Linked DNA regions of Homo sapiens: all the other regions are linked to region 1. The links are chromatin contacts, found by Hi-C or POLR2A ChIA-PET in ENCODE. All regions are on one chromosome and are shown on one strand. Each heading gives the region's core, a stretch centred on a gene start or an enhancer-like site at or near the end of the contact. The rest is flanking DNA. Distances are from core to core; before and after follow the strand shown.

Region 1 (2,714 bases), core at 71-2,570:
CGTTGAGCTGCACCTCCCCTGAGCTCCCACATCTGGGCCTCCCTCTCCCAGGGCTAATCCAGCTGTCATGTATTTCTGGCGTGATGTGGCTGTCTCCCTTGACACGCTCTGGGCTCTTCCAAGGCAACAGCCTGGTCTTGGTAACAACCGTGTCCTCGGTCTGCTGTCTGGCACAAACAAGGTGCCGTGAATATTTGCTGGTTGCATGAATGAGGACAGCAGTCCCACCCTGTCCCGGGAGTGCCTAGAATTCCACTGTTTGTGGCCAACCCAGAATACATAACCTGGGGGCCGGAGAGCCAGCTGGGACCCAGAGGCCCGGGTTCCTCAGAACGGTTTCTCTCCAAAACGTGGGCATCCCACCTGGCTGACGGTAACGGAGGAGGGTCTAAGATTTAGAGATACACCAGCCTTGAAAGAGAGGCTGAGTGAACCTTTGGCTGGCCTCTATCGGGAGGGCCCAGCCTGGGTCTGTGAGGGTCAGTAAAGCCGGCCACAATGTGAGAGGGCTGAGTTCGGGAGCCCCCAGATGAGGGACTTTCTACGCGGATGAGAGGGACAGCCGAGCACCAGGGTCCCCTCTCCAAGGGAATTCTCTCTGTTGTGGATGCCGCCTAGGGTAGCCCCCCTAAATTCCAAGGGTCAGTAGGGCCCCCCTTACACTTTGAAGTGATCGGAAAGTGATGTGACGCTCCGGGGATCCCACCAGGCTCAGAGATACCCCTGGTTAGGGCTCCGACAAGTCGTTCCCCTCAAAGGCTCGCCGCGGCCGCCCTTACTGCAGGCGATGGAGGAGATGCGGATGCAGCCCGCGCCCCGACCCGCCCTGCCAGCTCAGCGCCCGCGCCGCAGGCCCCGGAGCCCAGCCCGTTGTCTGGCCGCCCGCGTTCCCTGCACGCTGGGCCGAGCACACTTGCCCTCTAGCTCCGTGGCAGCCGCGCAGCCCCACTACGCCCAGCCAGCCCGCAGCGGTAACCGCTAGAGCGTCGCGCCAAGCAGGCGCCGCGGGGCAGCCCTGCCGCCGGGGTCCTCGCAGGGAAAAAGGCCGTCGCCATGGAGACGCGGGGGCGCCGGCGGCCGTTGGGCCGCGCAAGTACTGTCAAGGACAGTTTTCGGGACGGGGGACGCGGCTCCAGGCACCCAACAGCACTGACGGCGAACACTTCACGGGCGCGCGATGCCTCGACAAGGCGGCCGCCACCACCACCTCAGCTGCCCTCGCGGGCAGCACGGCGCGGCAAAAGCGCACGTCGCCTAGCGATGGCGCGGGGCGGGGACACGGGCTGTACCGGCCCGTCGGAGACTTCCGCTTCCGGGGCCGCCGCCATCGCTCTCCCGGGCTTAGAAGGCCCGGCTACTGACGCGCAGTGCCAGACCTTACCCCTCACGGTCCTTAAGTCTCGGTCGCCCTCGCCTCGCAGCCTGCCACCCGCGCTCAGCTGCCCGCCTCCTCAGCCAGCCATGCTGGAGCATCTGAGCTCGCTGCCCACGCAGATGGTGAGGGCGCAACCCGGGGACCTCTGCACGCCGTTCTTGTGCCTGGCAGCTTCGAAGCCCATGTTGGAGCACCGACCCGGTGCTGCGCTGTTCCGGGCCCGGATGGTTACCGTCCACCCTCTTTCCCGAATTGCCTCCTGGGTCCCCTTCTCTTCTACTCCGCGAGAATCTCCTGTCCATTCTCCGTGAGGGTGTTTCAGTTCCTCCCGGGAAGCCCAGAATTTAATATCTTGCCCAGGCCCTTAGGAGAGCGGGAGACCCTGATGTTGGGGTTACCCTGTGCCAGAGTTGTGAGGTCAGGGCAGGAATTGTATGTTCTCGGCGGTGGAACCAATTCTTTTTTTCCTCTGCTTCACCCCAGGATTACAAGGGCCAGAAGCTAGCTGAACAGATGTTTCAGGGAATTATTCTTTTTTCTGCAGTAAGTATTGGTTTTACATTTAATCTCCGCCCCCGCCTCCCTCCCAACCCTCAGTTTGAGTGTGTTTAATATACTTCATTTGTCTCTAGATAGTTGGATTTATCTACGGGTACGTGGCTGAACAGTTCGGGTGGACTGTCTATATAGTTATGGCCGGATTTGCTTTTTCATGTTTGGTAAGAAATTTGTGGGTATTAGTGGCAGCTTGGGTTTTGTGAGTCGGGTTGGTTTGGTTAGACCTACTCAGTAGTGAGACCCAAAGCCAACGTTTCCCTCATCCTTCCAAACAGCGTTTCCCTTTGCTATCATTGGAAAAGTAGAATGCCAAAATAGTGTCAGATGGTGCGAACTATATAAAAGGACACAGCTTATTTCCTTTGGCGGCTACTCTGGCTAATAATCTTAAGGTCAAAGCCAGCAGGAGTTTTCATGGTGCTCACGTTGTCCCTTCACCTTTTATTTATTTATTTATTTAAATTTTTTGAGACGGAGTTTCACTCTTGTTGCCCAGGCTGCAGTGCACTGGGGCGATTTCGGCTCACTGCACCTTCTGCCTCCCGGGTTTAATAGATTTTCCTGCCTCAGCCTCCCGAGTAGCTGTGACTACAGGAGCCCACCACCACACCCAGCTAATTTTTGTATTTTTAGTAAAGACAGGGCTTCACTGTGTTGGCCAGGCTGGTCTCAAGCAATCCGCCCACCTTGGCCTCCCAGAGTGCTTGGATTACAGGCGAGAGCCACCACGCCTGGCCCCCACCTTTCTTTTAGGTCTTAAAGCCATTTGTATAGGCAGTGA
Region 2 (2,714 bases), core at 56-2,555, 470 kb after region 1:
CATGTATCCTGAGTGGAAGTCGACGTTCGATGCCCACATCTATGAGGGGCGCGTCATCCAGATTGTGCTAATGCGGGCAGCAGAGGAGCCAGTGTCTGAGGTGACCGTGGGTGTGTCGGTGCTGGCCGAGCGCTGCAAGAAGAACAATGGCAAGGCTGAGTTCTGGGTAAGGGGCGCACGAGCCGTGCCGTGTGTGTGTGTGTGTGTGTCTGTGTGTGTGTGCATGCGTGCATGTGTGTGCGTGCACACACGCGGGCTTGGTCAGTGAGCACAGCTGAAGAGCACCGGGCCCTGTGCTGGCCACCAGTCCAGCCCTGTGGCCAACATGTCCTGGGTGTGAATCCTGGCTCTGCAATTCACCAGATTCCCAGCCTCTCTGAGCTTCTGCTTCCGCATCTGTTAAGGGAAGGCGCTACTAAATGTGCCTACCTCAGGGTCAGTTGTTCAAATGAAAGGAGCAGCTGGATGTACAGGGCTTATTGCAGAACCTGACACATAGCAGGTGCTAAAGACGGCCAACTTCCTTATTGTGACTACTTTTTCCTTTTTAATTTTGGAAAGGCAGGATATGCACATAGTAAAACATTTTTAACTGCATGAAAGGGTGTGTCCCTGCCCCAACACCAGGCCACCAGGCCTCCTTCCCAGAGGCACCCATTATCCCAGTTCTTTTTGGAATCTTCGCATATATTCTAGGCCTTGGCAGCCATTGAGGGGGCAACATAGTGATCTTTAACAGCAAGGAGGTGGGAGAAGGGGAGGCTGACGGTCTCATCTACTTACCTGCTGAAATGGAGACTCTGCACAAGCATGTGGCCACTTGGCCATGTGCAGCTGTGTGTTCTGGGTGGCCACAGGATGCCAGTGCTGGCAGAAGTCCCCTGGGGTTACATGTGGGATGTAACCAAGATGTCTCCACCAGGAAAGGCCCTGTGACCATTGGAGGCTCTGATCAGCCTCCTGCGAGGGGTGAGGGGGCTGGGATGGGAGAGAGGTTAACACAGGGCTGTACTGACCCTTGGCCAGTCAGGCAGGGACACAGAGGGGCCTCTGGCTGTGCTGTCTCCGCTCCCCCAAGGGAGGATATCAGTCACCAGGTCTAGGTCTTGGGGGAGGTGAGGGGATAGAGGCTCAGGTCCCACCCTCGAGACTGTCCAATCTGCATGAGGAGCCCTCGGCACAGAGGGAGGAGCAGCGTGTGTGCACGAGGATGAGTGTGTCTGTGTGTCTGTCTCTCTCCGCATGTGCACACGGGTAGGGGCCTCCATTCTAAGATCCTTGCTAAGGGAGCTGCAGCGGGTAGGGGTGGGGAATTTCCCTTCCCGCTCTATTCCCCAGCTATGTGTCTGGGCTGGGTGTGGGCTGGACCCTTTCACTTCCCTAAATGTAATAATACCCCTGGGTACAGGGTGGGGGTGGGGCTCAGGAGTGGGGCTCAGGCGGGGCCCTGCCCACACTGGGCAGACAAGTGTCTGGCTAGGCCTTGGGGGGCTGCCTTGGCCTTGGGGGACCAGCCATGGGGGTGGGTTCTGAGTTTGGCCTGGCCCAGGCTGCCCTCACTGACCTTGTTCTCCCCTGGCCTCTGGCCCCCAACAGCTGGACCTGCAGCCTCAGGCCAAGGTGTTGATGTCTGTTCAGTATTTCCTGGAGGACGTGGGTAAGAACTCCCTGGGGGTGGAGGGCTCCCTTGCCGGGTTCAGAGGCAGAGCCAGCACTGAGGTGTAGGGAAGCTGCTCCCTTCGGCAGAGCTGTCCAGGACCACCCTGGGAGGGACTGTAGGGGTGCCACCCCTTCCAGATACCAGGGCTGACTTCCCTACTCCATGGTCACCAGATTGCAAACAGTCTATGCGCAGTGAGGACGAGGCCAAGTTCCCAACGATGAACCGCCGCGGAGCCATCAAACAGGCCAAAATCCACTACATCAAGAACCATGAGTTTATCGCCACCTTCTTTGGGCAACCCACCTTCTGTTCTGTGTGCAAAGACTTTGTCTGGTGAGAACCGGCCATGCCCACTGGTGGTGGTGCAGGGTAGTGGGGGCCGATCCCGGTCCCCGCTCACTCACTTTGCCTGGGTTTTGCCTTTCAGGGGCCTCAACAAGCAAGGCTACAAATGCAGGCGTAAGTGTCTCCACAGGCCAGTTTGTACGTATGTACCCATGTGTGCTCACGTGTGCCAGTGCCTGTGTGTATGCCAGTGCCTGTGTGCGCTCAGAGAGTGTATGCACGTGAGTTTTCCCAGTGTAGATACAGCAGCTGAGTTCAGTGAGTGCTGGGGCTGGCTTGCTGCTGCTCTGGAAAACCAGTTCTGCGCATCTCTTCCCAGCTCCGCATTCAGTGACGGGGAGTTGGTGGATGGCAATTGGGCACAGTAGAGTATTCACGCAGAAACCAGCCCAGGCCATGCACCAGGCCTCTTTTCCTCGGAGAGGCAATGATAGGTCCTTTACTGGCACATAGTGGCTGCATGTGCTTCTGTGTAGATGTGGGTGTCTCTGAGTACACAGGTGTGAGCACACTCTGTCCCTGAGGGTGTATACACGAGGCGCCGCAGGCTGGAGTCAGACTGCCTGGGTTTGAATCCCAGCTCTACCACTTCCTAGCTATAGGGCCTTAGGCAAAGTTACTTAACCTCTCTGTGCCTCAGTTTCCTCATCTATAATTTTTTTTTTTTTGAGACTGAGTCTCATTCTGTTGCCCAAGCTAGAGTGCA
Region 3 (2,714 bases), core at 124-2,623, 460 kb after region 1:
GGGCATCAGGGAGGAGGGACATTTGAATGGACACAACCAGGGCAGGTAGAGGTTTGGGGGTGGGGTGGGAAATGGCATTCAGGCCCAGAGAACAGCATGCTCAAGGCCTGGGTGTGAAGAGAAAGTCTTTCCCAAAGGATAGTCCTTGAACCCACCTGGTCTGGCCTTTTCTCCCCATCCATCTTCCGCAATCTCAACCAGGGTCCTCCCACCTGAACAACGTGGCAGCCCTTCTGTCCCCCATCCAGCCTCTCCTCTGCCCTGCTGTCCCTCTGCCCCATCTATCCCGCAGGAGCCCCCTTGAGCCTGTCATCCTGCCTGGTTGTAATAGCTTTCACCACCTTCTCATTGCTCTGTGAGAAGACCAAAGTCCAATGGCCTGTCTCTGTCACAAGCCCCTTTCTCAGCTCAGGCCACCTCAGGGATTGTCCCCCACTTCCATCCCTTGTGTCTCAGCTGGGAAGAGCTGTCTAGACTTTCTCTATCCCTTCTAGGTGGTTCCCCAGGACCTGGAACCCTCTTTTTTGTCTCCTGGGAAGTGACATTTCTTTGGATGAGTATAAGGCTAATGTCTTGGCTTTCTGAGCTCTGGGGACAGGGGAATGGACTCCCTAGAACCCCAACTGGTCCCTAGACTTTGAGCCTAGGGGACACTCGGTGAATAGATGAATGAGTGAATGAATGAATGAAGGAGTTATGGCTGACAACCAAGTTCCATGTCTGGAAAGGAGGCTCAGGCGCCTGCCAGGAGCAATAGAGAGGTCTCAAAGGTGGGGGCAGGAAAGCAGAAGACTGCCAATCGGGGTAGGGGCAACTGCCAGTCCGAGTAGGGGCAGTTCCCAGAACCGCCTGAGGAGCAGTGCAGCGCCCGACCAGCGAGAACCTCCGACCCTGGAGTCTAACCAGCTCAGTCTTTGGGGCAGAGCCGGGACAGCGGGCTTGGCGGCGGGCACCGCGCCCGGCCGCGTCCGAGCTCCAGCCAACAGGAAGAGCAGGAGTGGGGCCAGGAGAGGCGGGCCAGCTGGCCAGTGGGGAGTCCCGGGCGTGGGTGTGGGGAGCGGGGGAACCCCCGCCGGCCCCTCCCAGGCCCCAGCGGGCGGAGGGAGCCTCCCCACCGGGCCTCAGCGTCCTCCTCTGTAAAATGGGCCCCTTCTGAGGGCTGGCTGCGCGCTAATGGCGGGAGGATGCGAAGAGGGCCAGGCAGGGCAGAGGGACCGGGAGACTCGGTGTCCCGCGCAGGCAGAGGCGGAGGGACGCTGTCCCCGATTGCAGCTGGCGGGGCGAGGCCTGGCAGGGCGAGGCCTGGCGGGGGCGGGGCCTGGCGGGGGCGGGGCCGGCGGCACCTGGGTGAGGTCGCTCGGCCCCGCCCCCTCGCACTTCCGTGTGCCGCGGCGCCGGAGCCCGAGGCGGCTGTAGCCCACATCTCCCGAGCGACCCCCGGCGCCCGCCCGCCGCGCGGAGGCCCGGGCCACACCTCACTGGCCGCTTGGCCCATCCCAGTCAGCGCCGCGCCGAACCCCGTCCGCGCGCGCCGGGGAGCGGCGCCCCCGCCGCTGCCGCCGCGACCCTTGGCGCCTGCCCCTGCAACGGGAGGTAAGTGAGGGCCGGGTCCGGGCGCGGGATCGGGGCTACCCCGAGGGCGCGGCGCCCTTCCTTCCCCCTTCCCGCCCCAGTTCCCGTTTCCGAAACTGAGAAACTGAGCCGCGGTCAGCGAAAGTCCCGCCGCGCCGAGACCTGCCGGTGACTCCGTCCCCCTGTCCGTCTGTGTGTCCCTCCGCTAGACAGTGGGGGCTGAGGTCCTTCTGTCTGCCCGCTCCCGGCCCCTCCACCCGCCCGTGTGTCTCCCGCTCCTCCGAGGGGCCCGTCCGTCCCTCCCGACTCTCTCCCGGGCCCTGTGTCCGTCCGTCTGTCGCCACCCACTCTGTGTTCTCCCCCTGCGCGCCTCTCCGAGACCCGATCCTTCTGTCCCTCGCCACCCGATCCGTCCGTCCCTTGCCCTCCGCGTGCTCCATCGCCCCACCCCCACCCACACCCCTACCCCCGCCCGCCGCCCCCTCGATCCCGTCCTCCCGGAGCCGCGCCCCCGGCCCACGCTCGCCGCCCCCTGCCAGTCCAGCCGCCTCTCCGCTCTACCGCGGGGCCCAGGCCAGGCCGCCCGCCGGGCCTCGCCTCCCGCCCCTGGGTCCCTGGAGGCCCGACCCGCGCGGCGCCTCCTCCTCGCTGTCTCTTCTTTCGGTCTCAAGAGTCTTTCTCGGTCCCTTCATCCGTCTCTGGGCTGGGCGTGGCTCCAGTCTCCACCATCCCCCTTCCCACCCCACCCCTCCGCCCCTCTGAGACCCCTCCCAGGGTGGCCCCTGCCCGATACGGTCTGTACTCGCCCCCAACCCAGATGCCACTCCCGTTGTGGGGGCTCCACCAGATGAGGGGAGGAGGTCGGGGGGGGGGGTCCTCCTGGCTGGTGGTGGAGCGGCAGAAGGAGAGCACCATCGGAACTGCTCCCACTTCCCCAGTTCCCTCTCTCTTGGGGCAGGGGAGAGCCCCACCGAGCCCCGCCTTAAACCTGGTCAGAAGGATCTGCTGTGAGTGGGCGGGGGGTCCCCTTCTCTGACGCCTACCCTGTATGCGTGGAAGCTGTCTCCTTGTGCTAAGTCACTGGTATCTGGGTGTGTGGGTATGTTGTGTGTCTGTGTCAGCTTCTGTGCTGTCTGTCACTG
Region 4 (2,714 bases), core at 62-2,561, 430 kb before region 1:
TGGGTCTCCAGATGACTTGTGGCAACATAAAAGTTTCATGATCAGAATTGGAATTCAAAGTGGACCAAAAAGTGTAATAGAAAAAAAAAAGTATGAAAGGAAACCTGAAATTGTTCTACGATGCTTGCTTTGTTTTAACGGAAGCTCACATTCAGGTCAGGATGGGACGACCAAGTTCGTTTGTGTGTGGCAAAAAGGAAGTTTTAGATGTTGCTGAAAAGTTCACTTATGAACGTGGGCACCAAGTCTGAATGAGTAAGAGAAAGGCTAGGAGCAGGAAGAAAAAGCAAGGGGGCTCAAAGGGGCACAACAAATAAATCCTGACAGCTAAGAAGTGCAACCCACGCGGTCTGACGGCAGAAAGGCCGCGGGAAGCTGAGGGGCAGGGGATGGGCGGAGTGCCAGGGCGGAATCGAGGTCACAGTGGAGAGAGCACAAGAGAGAGCTGACGCTGCCGAAGGAGGCAGAAAAGCAGCCCCTGCAGTCCTGCGTCGAGGCCGGAGCAGACCAGCACCTTTGACAGCCTGAGGAGCTGAAAACGCTACCTGGTGGGCCCAGGGTGGGCGGACCGGGCGTTTAAAGGTCAAGGTCAAGGTGGGGTTTGGCAAGTGATGCATAGCGCTCAAAGGAGACCGAAGACATACAAATAATATTATAAAATTATGACTATCGTTATCTTTTTTTTTTAAGAAGAAAAAAATAAAAGGTCTCCTGGACGGCTGCGGGGTGGAGGCGGCCCTGGCAGGAACGCGTGCAAAATAGGCTGGGGGCTGAAGTCGGGACGGAGGGCAGGCCGAGGGACCTGTGCTGGGCCACCGGAGGGAGGCACTGAGACTCGGGCCCAGGGCCTCCGCCGCACTCACTTGCCCTCCTGGCAGTCATAGAGCACGATGGAGTCGTCGTCGCTACTCGAGATGACCGTCTCGCCGTTGGGGCTGAAATCGAAGCAGTTAATCTTGTCCGAGTTTTCGCGGAACACCTTAGCGACGCGGAAGCTCCGCAACACGCTGTCGGTCAGCTTCATGGCGGCGGCTGGGGAAGGCAGCGGCGGCGCAGGGCCGGGGCGGGGCCCGGCGGCGAGCGGGCGGGCTGCCGAGGGGCCAACCCAGGCGGGGCGGGCGCCGCGCCGGCGGCTAGCGGGAAGTCGGCCAACAGTTGGGCCGCCTCCTCCTCTTCTTCCTGCTTGGTCGAGGGTCTTCTGCCTGGACTGTGGAGCCTCGCCGACCGTTCGTCCTCACAGCCACCTCACGGACAACCGGCGCGTCGCCGGCTCATTGTGTCCGCCATTTTGGGGCGACAGGCAGAAGCTGAGGGCGAGGAGCCTCAGCCGCGGCGCACGCCGGGAAAGGGGGCGGGGCGGGAACGGCGGAGCAAGGCGGGGAGGCGGGGTGGTGACGTCAGCGCGGCCGCGGCGGAGTGTAGTGGCGGGGCGGGCTGCTGGCAGGGAGCGGCCGAGACGTGCAGGGCCTTCCCGGGGGATCGGAAGGTTGCGGATGCCTTGGGAGCCGGGGGCCCTTGCGCGGGATTGCAACCCCCGCGAAGACTCTGGCGCCTCCTGCAGGCGTCCCGATCGCAGGCTGCGTGGGAGGGGGTACTGCAGGGTCGGGTATGCTGCTGGAGGCCGGTTTTGGGGGTGACTCAGGTGAGCCGCTCGCAGGCAAGCTTGACCGCTAGTCCACCGCAGCGTCCGCTTAGACAGCTTCGACCTCTTTACTTTTTTTTTTTTTTTTGGAGATGGAGTCTCTCGCTCAGGCGCGCGCCACCACGCCCAGCTAATTTTGTATTTTTGGTAGAGACGGGGGTTCACCATGTTGGCCAGGCTGGTCTCGAACTCCTGACCTCACCCGCACCCGGCCTCGTTTTCTTAATCGAGGTAGACTTTAGGTACAGTAAAAATCAGCCTTTTTAGGCCGGGCGCGGTGGCTCACGCCTTTAAACCCACCACTTTGGGAGGCCGAGGCGGGATGATCGCTTGAGCTCAGGAGTTGAGACCAGCCTGGCCAACATGACAAAACCCCACCTCTACTAAAATACAAAAAATTAGCCGGGCATGATGGCGCGGCTGAGGCACGAGAATTGAGAAAGGCGGAGGCTGCAGTGCGCCGAAATCGTGCCACTGCATTCCAGGCTGGGCGACAGAGCAGACGGTTTCCCCCCAAAAATTAGCCTTTTTAGTGGCTAGTTTTATGTTCTGACACCCATACACAGTCATGCAGTCACCACCACATTCAAGATTTGGAAGAGTTGCACTATCCTGTTTGTAGTCAACAGGATTATTTTAAAGGTTCTATCATATAAGTGATTATTTGCCTTAAAAGAAAGTTTATCTCTAACAAAGGAAAGCAGTATTTGAACAGAAAATAGGAACCAAGCTTCCTAACCTTAACTTTCTGGGCAAGGGGTTAAACTCAATGCCAACCTATGTGGCTTCACAGATCTGTATCTTGTGTGAAGCTCCTCAAAAGGTTAATTGCCTGGGGTTTCCAACAATGAAGATGGGGATTATTTATTTTTGCTTTCTTTAGCTAAAGAGAAACAAAAACGAGGAAAGGCTGTGAGACATTTCAGTCGCTATTAGGAAGGTTATTATCCAGAGACCTGTGCAATGGTAAAAAACAAAATGGAAACCCTGGGACAGTTGGGGTCTTTCTAGAAAGAACTAGAGGCTGTATCCCAACCCCCTGGGTAAAAGGAGAGCCAGGATCCTTATACAT

Evidence for each region. A loop is a pair of places that touch in the nucleus more often than their neighbours do. ChIA-PET counts read pairs that join two places held with the same protein, here RNA polymerase II (POLR2A). Pooled maps may share reads with other maps.
Region 2: a loop to region 1 is called in a pooled map, with 2.8 times the contacts of the local background. The contact joins the enhancer-like site here to the promoter of SPCS1 in region 1. A Hi-C loop is called at or near these places in 1 of 37 single-sample maps with no recorded cell type and 2 of 50 pooled maps. POLR2A ChIA-PET finds 5 or more read pairs at or near these places in 3 of 52 experiments (GM12878, H1 and activated B cell).
Region 3: a pooled map shows a loop between it and region 1 (7-fold over the local background). The contact joins the promoter of PRKCD here to the promoter of SPCS1 in region 1. A Hi-C loop is called at or near these places in 4 of 37 single-sample maps with no recorded cell type and 8 of 50 pooled maps.
Region 4: a loop to region 1 is called in a pooled map, with 6 times the contacts of the local background. The contact joins the promoter of WDR82 here to the promoter of SPCS1 in region 1. A Hi-C loop is called at or near these places in 4 of 37 single-sample maps with no recorded cell type and 10 of 50 pooled maps. POLR2A ChIA-PET finds 5 or more read pairs at or near these places in 5 of 52 experiments (AG04449, GM12878, PC-3 and 2 more).

Annotation. Positions count from the first base shown.
Region 1 is chr3:52,704,786-52,707,499 of GRCh38, forward strand. SPCS1 (signal peptidase complex subunit 1) reads left to right here and starts at 1,321. Exons shown (of 4, transcript NM_014041.5): 1 at 1,321-1,497; 2 at 1,859-1,918; 3 at 2,008-2,094. The coding sequence starts at 1,462. GLT8D1 (glycosyltransferase 8 domain containing 1) reads right to left here and starts at 1,006. Exons shown (of 10, transcript NM_018446.4): 1 at 662-1,006. RefSeq lists a silencer at 733-902.
Region 2 is chr3:53,179,611-53,182,324 of GRCh38, forward strand. It overlaps PRKCD (protein kinase C delta), which reads left to right. Exons shown (of 19, transcript NM_006254.4): 4 at 1-166; 5 at 1,597-1,657; 6 at 1,834-1,996; 7 at 2,091-2,122. Among named protein-coding and RNA genes, the nearest start is that of PRKCD, 20 kb to the left of the region's middle. RefSeq lists enhancers at 1,302-1,351, 1,612-1,771. Within about 2 kb of position 1,306, at least 4 of the 41 ENCODE cell types and tissues checked have a DNase peak (open chromatin) inside an H3K27ac peak, as active enhancers do; they include GM12878, where a contact is called at or near this core.
Region 3 is chr3:53,159,836-53,162,549 of GRCh38, forward strand. It overlaps PRKCD (protein kinase C delta), which reads left to right and starts at 1,374. Exons shown (of 19, transcript NM_006254.4): 1 at 1,374-1,593. RefSeq lists silencers at 876-1,825, 2,096-2,325.
Region 4 is chr3:52,277,338-52,280,051 of GRCh38, forward strand. It overlaps WDR82 (WD repeat domain 82), which reads right to left and starts at 1,312. Exons shown (of 9, transcript NM_025222.4): 1 at 864-1,312. The coding sequence starts at 1,024. RefSeq lists enhancers at 39-671, 175-224, 245-324, 735-834, 1,304-1,935 and silencers at 1,025-1,104, 1,285-1,574.